2 separate regions of the Homo sapiens genome follow, and region 1 is linked to region 2. Evidence: chromatin contacts called from ENCODE Hi-C data. All regions are on one chromosome and are shown on one strand. The core of a region is the stretch at or near the end of the contact, and the rest is flanking DNA. Distances in the headings are between cores, read along the strand shown. Region 1 holds the start of FAM204A (family with sequence similarity 204 member A). Region 2 holds the start of WDR11 (WD repeat domain 11).

Region 1 (6,369 bases), core at 2,773-5,272, 2.5 Mb before region 2:
ATATGCCAATATTGAAAAACAGGTGTCATGCTATTAATAAAAAAGATTTCTCCTGTTCTGAGAGCAAGGGGAAGGAAGCAGTAATAAGTTCCAGTATGACTTGGCCACCGCCATATAATATACCTTTAGGCTCATTATCATTTAAGGACTTAAAACAGTAACAAATTTCAGGTTTGGATTTCTTAGCATCACTGGAGTCTATGTTAGAAATAACTCTTTCCCTTCCTGTCCATAAAATATTTTACATGCCCACTTATGTGCCAGACACTCTTCAAGACCCTGGGGACAGAAGTATATAAAACAGGCAAAAATCCCTAGCCTCACGAAATGACAGCTATACACATAGCAAGTTTCTGCTCAGTTTTTGAGCCAAGTATTCCTTGACCTGGACTTTAGATGTGACTGCTCATGAAACGTGTATGCCTCTCCAATGGGCAGTGGCACAGGTCTCCTACTAAACCACTGTTTTAGCATCTCTGCAGGGTGATAGTCTATGCTCTGGGCACCCAAACATGCTTCCCTCTGGGAAGCAGTCTCAGTTGCCCCGAAGAAGGCATGCTTTTTGCTGTTGTTGTTGCTAATCAGCCTTCAAGTAGTTAGGCATTTTTTATGGCTTTTTAAATTTTCTCAAAATTATATATTTTTAGCTCCTGCTCATGTGGCATTAAAAACTGTCCTCAGTGTGGCATCTGCCTGGTATGATAATTTCTTGAGTGTACCCAAAGGAAAAAAAATTAAAATAGTTTGAAAAAGGTGGAATCCACCTCTAAATCCAGGCAAAATTCAAATCAGGTAGGTTTTGAATTCCACTCTTTAGAACCTTTAGTCATGTGCCATTTTCCTGTGACTCTCAAAAAAACAAATACAAGGGAGACTGAGCAGTCACTGATAAACACGGATAACTGCTGCCACTTACTGTGCAGCCTGCAAAATGGAGTTGCCCGTGTAAGCAGCAGCCCAGTTACAGATCAGCCAATATGGAGTGGCTGCTTAGTGACTTTTGCTTTGGACTCATGTTTCAAAACAGTCTTTCTATTCATAGCATATACTTGTCATTCACAAAGTTTCCAACTGGCACCATGTTAGGCCTCCTGTTATTCTTGTTTTGGCTGCTGTGGAGAATGATTCTCTATAAGTGTCTCTTACTTATGCCTTTCAGAGCGTATTTCTTTATTTTAAGGCAGATAATCCCAAGTTACCCTTTAACTGTGAAAATTCACTCAGCCTGTCTCCAGAAACGTGGAATATCAGAGAAACAGAAACTTAAATTTGTTTAGCATAGATTATAGCCAAGTCCATATAACAGCCAATGTATTAATTCATAAGCTTTCATTTTTTTTACCCTGCAACCCAAATAATTTTCAATTTAATCATTTTAGCCCCAAGGAAAATGTAAATGACTCAGAATCCTTTTTCTCTCTATGGTTTTGAATATCACTTTCTTCATTTTACACACCCTCCACCTCTAGAGTTAAGATTTATTCCATCCCACAATTATCCTCAAGACATTCTGTGTGTACTATGCAGAACACATCTTTAGTCCTGGGCTAACACAATTTGCCATGAACTGAAAATATTTATATACTGTCCTAGTCTGAATAACTAGGGTTTCTTGTTTGTTTGTTTGTTTGCCCTTGAAAACCACCCATCGTTATTATTTAGCATACTTGGTCAGATAACAATGAATCAAAAACAGGGTACAGTTCAGTGGTTCCTAATCTAAGTATGAATATAGTAACAGGAGTCTCTAAGCTAATTTCAAAAAGCCCAAACTATTTTATTTTTCCCCTCAGTAAGACTGTACCATTCATCATTACAGGAAAAGACCAATTTAGTGAAGCACTATTTTTCACATGTTAATCAGAGGTTCACTGGTAGTTATAGGTCTGATTTTTATCAGAAAAAAACATTCATAAATAAGGTTGAGTAGACACAATCTTTCAAAATAAAGCAGCCAGGGAGAAATCAAATTATAATAAAAACCGTTCTAGATTGTGCACTGGTTACAGGGGGAAAAAGTCTTCAAAGTTGGAAAATGGTTTCTAGTCCTGAGCAACATAATTAGGAGAAAGCCACTGCATTTGTCTGGGCCTCCATTCTTAAGCTATAAAATAAAGGTTTGATCAAATGATCTCTGAGATGTCTTACAGCTCTAAAATGCCTCTTTATGATTTTGATATTATAAGTGCCCTAAATGCCCAGAGTCACCTCACTCCTGGATGTATCACTCCATTCTCTCTAGCACTGCAATCCTGATTAGAGCCCAGTATCCAGTAGATAAGGTTTCTCTCCTCTACCTAGCAACTCAGCCAAGAGGATGTTTTCAGAGAAACTCTGTACACTTCAGGACACTGAGAAGGGGAAGGAACCCTAGTTACAACAGGAAACACTAGAACCAGAAAGGGGAAACAAAGCAAGTCACTGCTGCACATGGCATACAAACAGTGTGGCAGGCCTTGGTTTTCCACTAATCTTCACAACAACCCTTCCACTAGGAATTACTATCTATATCAGCCCCTCCCCTACCCGCCCCGCCCCCAATTTACAGATGGGATAACTGACTTGCCTAATGCATTCTGATCCATTTGTTTTACAAAAATAGCCCCATGGCTTTAGATTATGAATTTTACAGAGCAGAGTTGTAAGCGGGGACAAGGATTTGCGACTGGGGCTGAGAATGATCTTAGCCTATAATTACAGACTTGTTAAATTTGGTTAAGAATTTTTTTCTGTACTTTTTGAGTACAGAAAGCTATGCAAGATGCTATACTAAGTTGCATACATCAAAGTCAAAGTCACAGTCAGAGGTTTGAGTAATAATGTCATATTTTCTGGACAACCAGACAGCTGCTTATAATCAAAACCCAAAAGATATATTTGAGCAGCTCGATGGGTAAATGTTTTCCATCTCTATTCCAGAATTTAAATTCCATTTTCATCGTATAAGGCTGTCTTATTTCCTATATTTTGTATTTGATTAGAAATAATTCCAGAAGCCTGAACTTCGTCTGATCTAAAATTAATTTCACTTGTATACTAATTATAAGCCACAATTATTTAACAATCTGAAGATTGTAATTTACATCATAATCAGAGTCTGTGACTTAAAAATAGTTACTATTTTCAAGCATGTTAACATCAACATTAACGTAAATATCCTATTTACTTTTATGAAATGAATGTGTTCCTTTTCTCAAAAAAGGTACAGAAAGGACAACTGAATTACAGGCCTGAGAGCGAATCCAGAAAAACTACTTATTTAGCAAGATTTTGCATGTATTCAACTGTTTTAATTAAAGAGAGTGTTCGTTTACTTGAGGCCTGGAAAACATTTTCCCAGACCCAAGATCCTGCATGGAAAGACAATAAACCAAGTTAACAGTTCAAGGCTCATTTTAAGTCGATTCCGCTGTGAGAATACTTACAGGGTCCAAGATTGCAAGAGGATGGGTCTAGAAAGGTACACCGTTCCTGCTTGGCTGCACAACCCGGAATTCTGCAGGCTTTCTGGCGGCAATGCCACACTCCAATCCCAAAAGAGAGAGAAGCCCCTCCCGGGCACAGAACTAAGCGCTGCACATTCCGGCGAAGGATGTCTAGCCTGCTGGCAGTCCCATTAACTGGAGCTGTTTTCCGGAATACAGCAACTGTAAACGTGAGCCTGTTTTCCCTATCGACAGCCTCCTCAATCCCCTCTCACTTTGACCTGGGTGGGACGGAGAACCCCCTCCACATAACAGGCTGGGGAGGCCGCTGCGACGCCCCTTTCGAGGAAGGCTGAGGGCGGCCCCGCCGTCGCTTCCGCGGCCCCGGGCCGGGGGCTTTTCTAGCCTGCTCCGGGAGGCTCGGCCGAGGAGCTATGAGGCCGCCCATGCCGCCTCCCTCGGCTGCCCACAAGAGGCCCTCCCAGACTCATCATGCCGGAGCCCGAACCGGCGGGTAACCAACCCTCCATAAGCCGTACTCACCTGTCAGGAAGTGGTCGCCCAGCAGCCATCTTAGGACCCCGTCAACATCGCGCCTTCTCATTGGCTCCTGCGTCTCAACCAATGGGCTGGGGCCGTTCTGGCCCTAGGGTCGCCTTAGCAACCGGCCTCCTGGGGCTTCCCTTTTTAGTCCGCCCGAAGGAGGTGGTTCCTTTCTTTCTTTTTTTTCTCTCTTTTATCTTGCCGTTTTCTCTTTCTTCTGAACATTTTTAAAGACTTTGTTCTTTCTTCATTCCCTGCTGTAGGCCAATGCGTCTGGGCAAGGAAAGGGCTGACATAGACCTTGAACTGAGAGTTGATGCCACCAGGAGGGAGAATCTTGCAGAGTGCTTTCTTTCTAGGCCCCTCTGCAAACGTCTTCATTCATTCATCCTTTCCCCTCACTCTCTTCCTTTTTTTTAATTTTTTTTCTTTCTTCACCTATTTATTGGGCGCCTACTTTGTACCAGGCATCGTGCTAATCTCTGGTTAGCAGAAAACATGCTGACTCTTGCTCTCTTGGCGCCTACCGTCTGGTGATGGGGTCCAAGGTGCTTCACTGACTGGACCAAAAGTTTACCGAACTTCTTTTTTTCTTATTTGTGGCAGGCACTGTGTTATGCCCAGAAGGGGGTGCTTGGGGAACATAGAAAATAAGGGGAAAAAAAAGAGAGAGAAAAGCACTGCGAAGAGGATAAAATACCCTATGGATAGGGATGGGAATAGGGCTATTTTAGAAATATTTGCATTTTCCGAAATACTGTTTTATAATAAGAATAACATTAAGTGTACCTATTTGCTAATTTTGTGATGATTATATAAGAAAAGCCTGGGCAACAGAACCAGACCCTATTTCAAAAAAAGAAAAGAAAAGAAAATACAGTAGGCTTCCCTCATCTGTGGCTTCTCTTAGCCTGATTTCAGTTACCTGGGGTCAACCAAGGTCCAAACACATTAAGTAAAAAATTCCAGAAATAAGCAATTCAAATGTTTCATTGCAAGCCCATTCTGGATATCCTGATGAAATCTGCAGTGTGAATCATCGCTTTGTCCATGCATGCTGTTAGGCTACCAGGTTCTTAGTCACTTAGTAGCCATCTTGGTTATCAGATTGAAAAACTATATGTGGGGTTCGCCATTATTCCAGGATTCAGGCATCTACCGGGGAGTCTTGGAAGGTATTCCCTGCGGATAAGGGAGGCTACTGTACACATAAAGACTTTAACATGTTACCTAGCCCACGCTAATTTTCAATCTCAGCTGTTTTTTGCTGTTAACATTACCAATAATGTCTTTCTTCAAAGCAAGCTAAATGTGTATAAAATTTTGCATTGCACTCAGTAATATATCTCAATTTCACATCAACAGATGGTTAAGCCTATTAACTATCCACTAAACCACCTCACCTCCAACATCTTCCAGAAGATGCGCCAAGTTTAGAGAGCAGTTTTCTATAACCCCAGAATCATAGTAAAACCTGAATCAGCAAGTTTGGATCGCCGAGGTCCCTCTTCCTGTTCACATTCTCTGATTCTAGAGTAGAAGCAAGGCTGAATGAGTTAAGGATCTGTGTAAAACTATTTTGGCCAAATCTGTTCAGCTTCTCAGTAGGATTTTCCTTGAATCCAAATCTTTAAAAAGTTAAACAGGTAACAAGAAGGTGTGCCTGAGAGTGCTGTTGTAACTGCATTAGGCTTCTTAATTGCTCTTCATCTGGGGATAGCAAAATACTACAGACAAGGTAGCTTAGGCAACAGGAATTTATTTCTCACAGTTCTAGATGCTGGGAAGTCCAAGATCAAGATGCCAGCAAAGTAGGTTTTTTTTTTTTTTTTTTTTGAGGCCTCTTCTCTTGCGTGGTAGGCAGCCACCCTTGCCCTGTCGTGCTCCCATCACCTTTTCTTTATATGCACAGTTTGGGGAGCTCTCCAGTGTCTCTTCTCTGTACTTAAAAGGACACTAATCCTGTTGGATCAGGGTTCTACCCTTCTGACCTTATTTAACCTTAATTACTGCCTTAGAGGCCACATCTCCAAACACAGCCACACTGTGGGTTATGGCTTTAAGATAGGAATTTTAGGGGTGCACAAACATTCAGCTCATAACAATTGCTGATGGTGGAAATGTTACCAGAATGGGGAAAGAGATAGCAGAGGGGGAAGAACTGAGGCATGGGGTAGGAAGGAATTAATGTTTGTATGTTTAAGAATGATCTGGGGCTGGGCATGGTGGATCACGCCTGTAATCCCAGCACTTTGGGAGGCCGAGGCAGGTGGATCACTTGAGGTCAAGAGTTCGAGACCAGCCTGACCAACATGCTGAAACCCGCTCCCCCCTACTAAAAATACAAAAATTAGCCGGGCATGGTGGCATGTGCCTGTAATCCCAGCTACTCGGGAGGCTG
Region 2 (7,197 bases), core at 74-2,573:
CTCTCTCCATACCACCCCCCAAAAATTTTCGCCGCCTCAACACTTCAACACTATTTTGTTTTGTCTTATTAATATAAGAAGGCAGGAATGTCACGCCTCTGAGCCCAGGCCAGGCCATCGCATCCCGTGACTTGCATGTATACATCCAGATGGCCTAAAGTAACTGAAGATCCACAAAAGAAGTACAAACAGCCTTAACTGATGACATTCAACCACTGTGATTTGTTCCTGCCCCACCCTAACTGATCAATGTACTTTGTAATCTCCCCCACCCTTAAGAAGGTTCTTTGTAATTCTCCCCACCCTTGAGAATGTACTTTGTGAGATCCACCCCTGCCCACCAGAGAACAACCCCCTTTGACTAATTTTCCATTACCTTCCCAAATCCTATAAAACAGCCCCACCCCTATCTCCCTTCGCTGACTCTTTTCGGACTTAGCCCACCTGCACCCATGTGAAATAAACAGCTTTATTGCTCACATAAAGCCTGTTTGGTGGTCTCTTCACACGGACGCGCATGAAACTAACAATGTATTGGGGAGAGAAACACACATCTGCAAATATCATTGCTGAAAAGAAATCATTGCATTAAGTGCTATAGTTAAAGCGTATAAACCCAACACTGAACACAAAGGAGGGAAGGACTGGGTCTGACCTGGAGAGCAGCAGAGGAGAAAGTGCGAAATGAAAGGTACCCAGCAACAGACAAAGGGTCACACTTGGCCCCAGACATAGTGCTTCTTCCTCAAGTGCGAAGGGAGTATTGCAAACACCAGATATGCAGTGTTATCTGTATTTGGAAATTGTTTATATTCAGGCCATTCACTTCATTCAGTCTGGCAATTTCATTCAATTAATCTCATTCATTTCTTAATTAATCTCATTCATTATTCTCTGTAAACTCCACGAGAGCGGAGACTTTGTGTCTTCTTCATCGGTAGATCCCCCATGCCTACTGGCACTAGTAGTTGCCCTAAATTCACTTATCAAAGGCAGCAAGAATAACTGGGACTCTTCTCTCTTGCTTTTCACGATTTCCAGCAGGGCACAAAGGCCTACAGTCCCCACCTGAAAAAAACAGACTTGACTGGAGGCAGCGCCTCTTCTTCCAAATACAGCCCCAGCTGACGCAGATTAGCACAACCGCCTAAGCGGCGGAACTCTGGAGAGTGCGGAACCTAGGATCCTAGGAAACTGAAGGCAACGGAACCTGGGGGCGATGGAATCCGGGAGCGGTGGAACCCGGAGCCTGTAGAACTTGAATCTAGAGGAACCTGACAGCGGCGCCGAGGGGGCCACCCGGACTCTGTTTGGAACGGAAGCACAGTGTCCGCCGCTTCCTGGTTGCGGGTCAGCGCCCAGGTCCTGGGCTGGCCGCCGGGATGTTGCCCTACACAGTGAACTTCAAGGTGTCGGCGCGCACCCTCACGGGGGCCCTCAACGCCCACAACAAGGCGGCGGTGGACTGGTGAGGACGCCGAGCTTCCAGGTCGCCAGGATCGGCCAGGAATGTGTGAGGGGGAAGGGGGAAGGACAAGAGGTTTCACCCCCTGGTTAGTTTGGCCTCGCTAAGGCAGGGAGCCGCCCTCACGCAATGAGCTTGCTTTCAGTTGGTGGATTTTTGTTGTTACAAAAGTGATAATAGCCCCGTGTGGGAAATTCCCCCATGCAAATACATTTCCCCTCTTTCTCGCGTATTTCTCTGCTGTTTTCTCTGCACCTCGCCCTTTTGCCGTTCCATTCCTCTCTCTTTTCCTCTCCTCCAGCTTCCAGGCTTCTCTCTCTCCACCATTAATTCCCTGTGCACTTTCTCTTTCCCATCCTGTCTTTTCTTTTTCGTTGTCTTGTATTCCTGTTGTCTTTCAACAATGTGCCAGACCCTGTGCTAGGCGCCTGTTCTTTCACCTGTCCTTTTCACCTCTTTTCGGGCTCCTCCTGTGTAGAACATTCCTGCCTTCAACAGGTCGTCTTTATTACTCTCTCCTTTCACTATAAATTACTACTGCAGCTCTGAAAACTACTCATTAGACAAATGTAAAGCAAAATTCTGTGGCTGTGGGATGTTGTTAGGAGGACTGAAACGTCTTGTGCAGTGTTTGTCGTTTTATTTAGTTGGAAGGACTAGGATTAGTCGCAGTATCCCCAGGCACATTGTGGATACTAAGGATTAGAAATCGGATAAGCGAAAGACGTATGCCTACAAGAACAGTCAGAGGGCACAAGTTCCTTTTTATGTCCTCGGGTCTCTATTTTCATATCTTTTAGAACTTTTTTTATCCGAATGAAAAGTGAATTTCAACAAGCATTTTAAGCTTAGCCAGATCTTTTATTTAAGTGGGATAATGATAAATACTGGCCTTTGGGTTTAAATGATTTTATTAATGGTGGTACATATGAATTAGACTTATCATTTATTTAGGCTTGGCAAGAAAGAAGTCGTCCTGCTTTGTTCTGTACTTAAACTTTAACATTACTGTTTTGCTAGGGGCTGGCAAGGTTTAATTGCTTATGGATGTCATTCACTTGTGGTAGTGATTGATTCCATTACTGCCCAAACTCTTCAAGTTTTAGAAAAGCATAAAGCTGATGTTGTAAAGGTAAGTAAAATCCCACTTTGACGCTAACATGTTGTCTAGTCTAAAGTTTAATACTGTGTATCACTAAGCTCTCATTAAGTCTTACGTGTAAGTGTTGAATAGCTTTTAAATATAACAACCTATTTGGGGTAGCCTAGAATTTTCATATATATGACTTAATGTCAATACAGGGTGAGTTATTAAATGCTAGTTGTTAGATCATTTTAAGGCAGATGAAAGTTCTACCATTTACAAGACCACTCAGTCATTCCTTAGTTTTGAGCACTTACCATATGCTATGGATATGGAGATGAAAGCCCTCAGATAATTCTCCATCTTATAAGGAAGACTCACAGCGTGATAGTGTGATAAGTGAGACTTGCGTAACACGCTGTGAGAAAACAGAGGAGCTGCATATTGCCTGGTTGTGAGGAGAGTCACAGAAGTCTACAGTTTCAAGACTAGTAGACAGTAGTTAGCCAAGTAAAAAATTGACAAGGAGCATTGCAGGGAAAAGCAAGAATATACACAGAAGTAAGTAGCGTGCCATAAAGATGGCTAAAGATGGGACACTTGTAGGAGTGATGAAATAAGAGGCAGCCAGAGAGATTCAGCTGTCTGTCCTGAAGTTTTGTAAGATTACGAAGGAGTTTGGATTTTTTTTTTTTTTAGACAGAATCTCACTCTGTCGCCCAGGCTGGAGTGCAGTGGCATGATCTCGGCTCACTGTAAGCTCCACATCCTGGGTTCACGCCATTCTCCTGCCTCAGCCTCCTGAGTAGCTGGGACTACAGGCACCCACCACCATGCCCAGCTAATTTTTTGTATTTTTAGTAGAGACCGGGTTTCACCATGTTAGCCAGGATGGTCTCGAGCTCCTGACCTCGTGATCCACCCGCCTTGGCCTCCCAAAGTGCTGGGATTACAGGTGTGAGTCACCGCGCCCAGCAGGAATTTGGATTTTTGAGTAGGAGATTGATGTGACCATATTCGCGTCTTAGAAAAACTCTGGCAGCAGTGGAGGATCTGCTGAAGAAATGCAAGACTGGAGGCAGTAAGATCATTTAGGAGATTTCTGCAGTAATTTTGGTGGGAAATTCTAAGGGCCTAAAATAAAGCTGGGGCATGGAGAAGTCATGTTTAAGAGCAGCAAAGAGGTAAACCTGATAGCCTTTATAGTGATCAGTATAAAGGAGAGTAAGAGAATAGAGTGACTCCAAGGTTTCTTTTGGTGTAATTGAATGACAGTGTTTCCAGTTATCAGAGGTAAGCATCTGTGAAGTCAGTGAATTTTTAAGTTTTCAACATGCAAAATCTGAGATGCCTGTAATATATTGCATTATAGTGATCCGGGCTTTAGGAGATAGGTCAGGATTAGAGATAGAGATTTGGAGTCTTTTTCTTTTTTAAATAATAGCTTTATTGAGATACTCATACCATAAAATGTACTGACTTAAAATGCACAATTCTGTGGCTTTTAGTATATCCACAGTTAATGCAGCCACAATTACAATGAACTTTTTTACCTCAAAAAGAAACCCTATATCCACTAGCAGTCATATTCCATTTCCCCCATTTCCCTCATCCTTTGGCAACCACTGACCTACTTTCTGTGTCTGTAGACTGGCCCATTCTGGGGATTTTATATAAATTGAATCATATAATTTGTGGTCTTTTGTGCATGACTTCTTTCACTTAGGATAATGTTTTCATGGTTCATCTGCGTTGTAGCATATATCAATACTCTGTTACTGATGAATAATATTCCACTGTAAGGATGTATCACATTTATTTTATTGATGGACATTTGGATATTTTGTACTTTTTGCCTGTTACGAATAATGCTGCTTTGCACATTCATGTGCAAGTTTTGTGTGAACCTGTGTTTTCATTTCCCTTGAGTATGTTTCTAGGGGTGGAATTACTGACTCATATGGTAACTCTGTTTAACTTTTTGAGGAACTGCTGGACTGTTTTCCAAATTAACATTCTCATTAGTAGTGTATGAGGAGTCTAATTTGTCCAAATCCTCACCAACGCTTGCTGTTCTCTGTTCTTTTGATTATAACCATCCTAATGGGTATGAATTGATTCTCATTGTGGCTTTGGTTTGCATTTCCCTGATGGCTAAAGGTGTGGAGTATCTTTTCATGTGCTTATTGGCCATTTGTATATCTTCTTTGGAGAAATGTCTATGCAGGTCCTTTGCCCATTTTAAAATTGTATTATTTATCTTTTTATAATTGAGTCGTAAGATTTCTTTGTATACAGTAGTCCTCCCTTATCCAGAAGGGAAATGTTCCAAGACCCCAGTGGAAGCCTGAAACCCTGGATAGTACTGAACCCTATATATATTGTGCTTTTTCTCATACATACTTACTTATGATAAAGTTTATAAACCAAACCCTGTATATACTGTTTTGTCTCATACATACTTACCTATGATCAAGTTTATAAATTAGGCATAATAAGAGATTAACAACAATAACTAATAATAATAAAGGAGAACAATTATAACAATACATCAGCATTACTACTCTTGCACTTTGGGGGCATTATAAAGTAAAATAAGGGTTACTTGAACATAGCACTGAGATATCACAACAGTTGATCTGATAATCAGTATGGCTACTGAGGGCAGGTGGTGTATACAGCATGGATGTTCTGGACAAAGGGATGATTTATGATTAAGGCAGGATGGAACAGGACAGTGGGAGATTTCATCATGCTATTCAGAAAAGCGCATAATTTATGAATTGTTTATTTTTAGACTTTTTTGTGTCATATGTTTGGATTGATACATGATTTGCAAATATTTTCTCTCAATTTGTGGGTTGTCTTTTTACTTTCTTGGTGGTGTCTTTTGAAGAACAAAACTTTTTCATTTTGATGTAGTCCAATTTATTATTTTGTATTGTTGTTGCTTGTACTTTTTGTGCCATATCCAAGAAACCATTGCTTTCTCCAATATCAAGAAGATATATACCTTTGTTTTTTTCTTAGAATTTTAGAGCTTTAGCTTTTAATCCATTTTGAGTTAATTTTTATATATGATGTGAAATAGGGAAAAATACTATTAATTTTTGTTTATTGATCATATCCTGTAATCTAGCTAACTTCACTTAGTAGATCTATTTAATAGTAATTTTGGGTAAATTTTTTTTAAGTAGACAGTCATGTCACTGCAAGTGACTGCAGTTTAATGTTTTCATTGATAATCTGTGTGTCTTCTATTTTTCTTGCCATGTTGCATTGGCTAGGACCTCTACTACAATGAATGGGAGAGTAGTGAGAGGATACTCTTGTCCTGTTCCTGAGCTTAGGGGGAAAGTATTCAGTCTTTCATCAAGTCTGATGTAAGGTATAGGGTGTTTTGGGAAAAATATATTTACCTTCTCTTTCCCTCTCTGTTTCCTTTCCCCTACACTGCCCCTTGGCATTTCTGGAGCTTTTATTTCTTTATGTAGGTCCAAGTTTCAGTCTGGTATTATATTCCCATCGACTGAAGAATTTACTGTAAGTTCTTAAAGTGCCTGTCTAATATTGGTTGATTCTCTTAGCTTTTATTTCTCTGAGAAAGTATTTCACCTTTGTTTTCGAAAGATAATTTTCAAAGGATATAGAATTCTGGGTTTATAATTTTTTTTTCTAGTAGTACTTTACAAATATCATTCCATTGGCCAGGCATGGTGGCTCACACCTGTAATCCCAACACTCTGGGAGGCCGAGGTGGATGGATCACCTGGGGTCAGGAGTTTGAGACTAGCCTGGCCAACAAGGCAAAACCTCATCTCTACTAAAAATACAAAAATTAGCCAGGCGTGGTGGTACACACCTGTAATCCCAGCTACTTGGGAGGCTGAGGCAGGAGAACAGCTTAAACCTGGGAGGTGGAGGTTGCAGTGAGCTGAGATAGTGCCACTGCACTCCAGCCTCGGCAACAGAATAAGACTCTGTCTCCAAAAAAAAAAAAAAAAAAAAATCCCTCCACTATCTTCAAGCTTACATAGTTTCTGATGAAAAATTTTTGTTTTTGTTTCTCTGCATTATATCTTTTTTCCTCCGATTATCTTCAAGATTTCCTTAACCTTGGTTTTCAATAGTTTGATTATTAAAATATATATATATATGGCTTGGAGTTTACCTAAATGGAATTCAACATATACATATACAAATATATACACATATACAAACATATATATACACATAGAGACAGTCAATTCTTGTTATTTGTGGTAGCTATATTCTGTAAAGTTGTTGTATACACTGAATTAGTGAATACTGAAACTTTGTTTGCTCCTAGGGGTTAGGTTCTTGTGAGGCTCTGGTCACAACATTTTCATCAACTGATCAATAGATAACCTTGCTTTATATGTGTTTCCGTTTAAAGACATATTAATATGTCAGTTGATCTATTAACATTGAACTCATAGCCAACAACACATGCCTGAGCAAAGATTATCACATATATATATATGTATGTATTTTTTGCAAGACACATCACAACTTCTCATACTTAGAAACGGTAGGCAGTATGCTTGGGGACCTATTTAAACAGTGAAGTCACCAGCAAAAGGAACAAAAATGTGAAAAATGTGGTACTAAATAAATCATGAGATGA

The links. Hi-C counts contacts between places; a loop is a spot of excess contacts on that map. Pooled maps may share reads with other maps.
Region 1: a map of naive thymus-derived CD4-positive, alpha-beta T cell shows a loop between it and region 2 (10-fold over the local background). The contact joins the promoter of FAM204A here to the promoter of WDR11 in region 2. A Hi-C loop is called at or near these places in 1 of 168 maps with a recorded cell type or tissue (naive thymus-derived CD4-positive, alpha-beta T cell), 1 of 37 single-sample maps with no recorded cell type and 8 of 50 pooled maps.

The regions. Positions count from the first base shown.
Region 1 is chr10:118,338,302-118,344,670 of GRCh38, forward strand. FAM204A (family with sequence similarity 204 member A) reads right to left here and starts at 4,023. Exons shown (of 9, transcript NM_022063.3): 1 at 3,969-4,023; 2 at 3,426-3,626. RefSeq lists enhancers at 3,828-4,327, 3,964-4,183.
Region 2 is chr10:120,850,039-120,857,235 of GRCh38, forward strand. It overlaps WDR11 (WD repeat domain 11), which reads left to right and starts at 1,324. Exons shown (of 29, transcript NM_018117.12): 1 at 1,324-1,468; 2 at 2,486-2,597. The coding sequence starts at 1,383. WDR11-DT (WDR11 divergent transcript) reads right to left here and starts at 1,141. Exons shown (of 3, transcript NR_033850.1): 1 at 656-1,141. RefSeq lists enhancers at 966-1,510, 989-1,108, 1,269-1,738, 1,511-2,054, 1,749-1,808.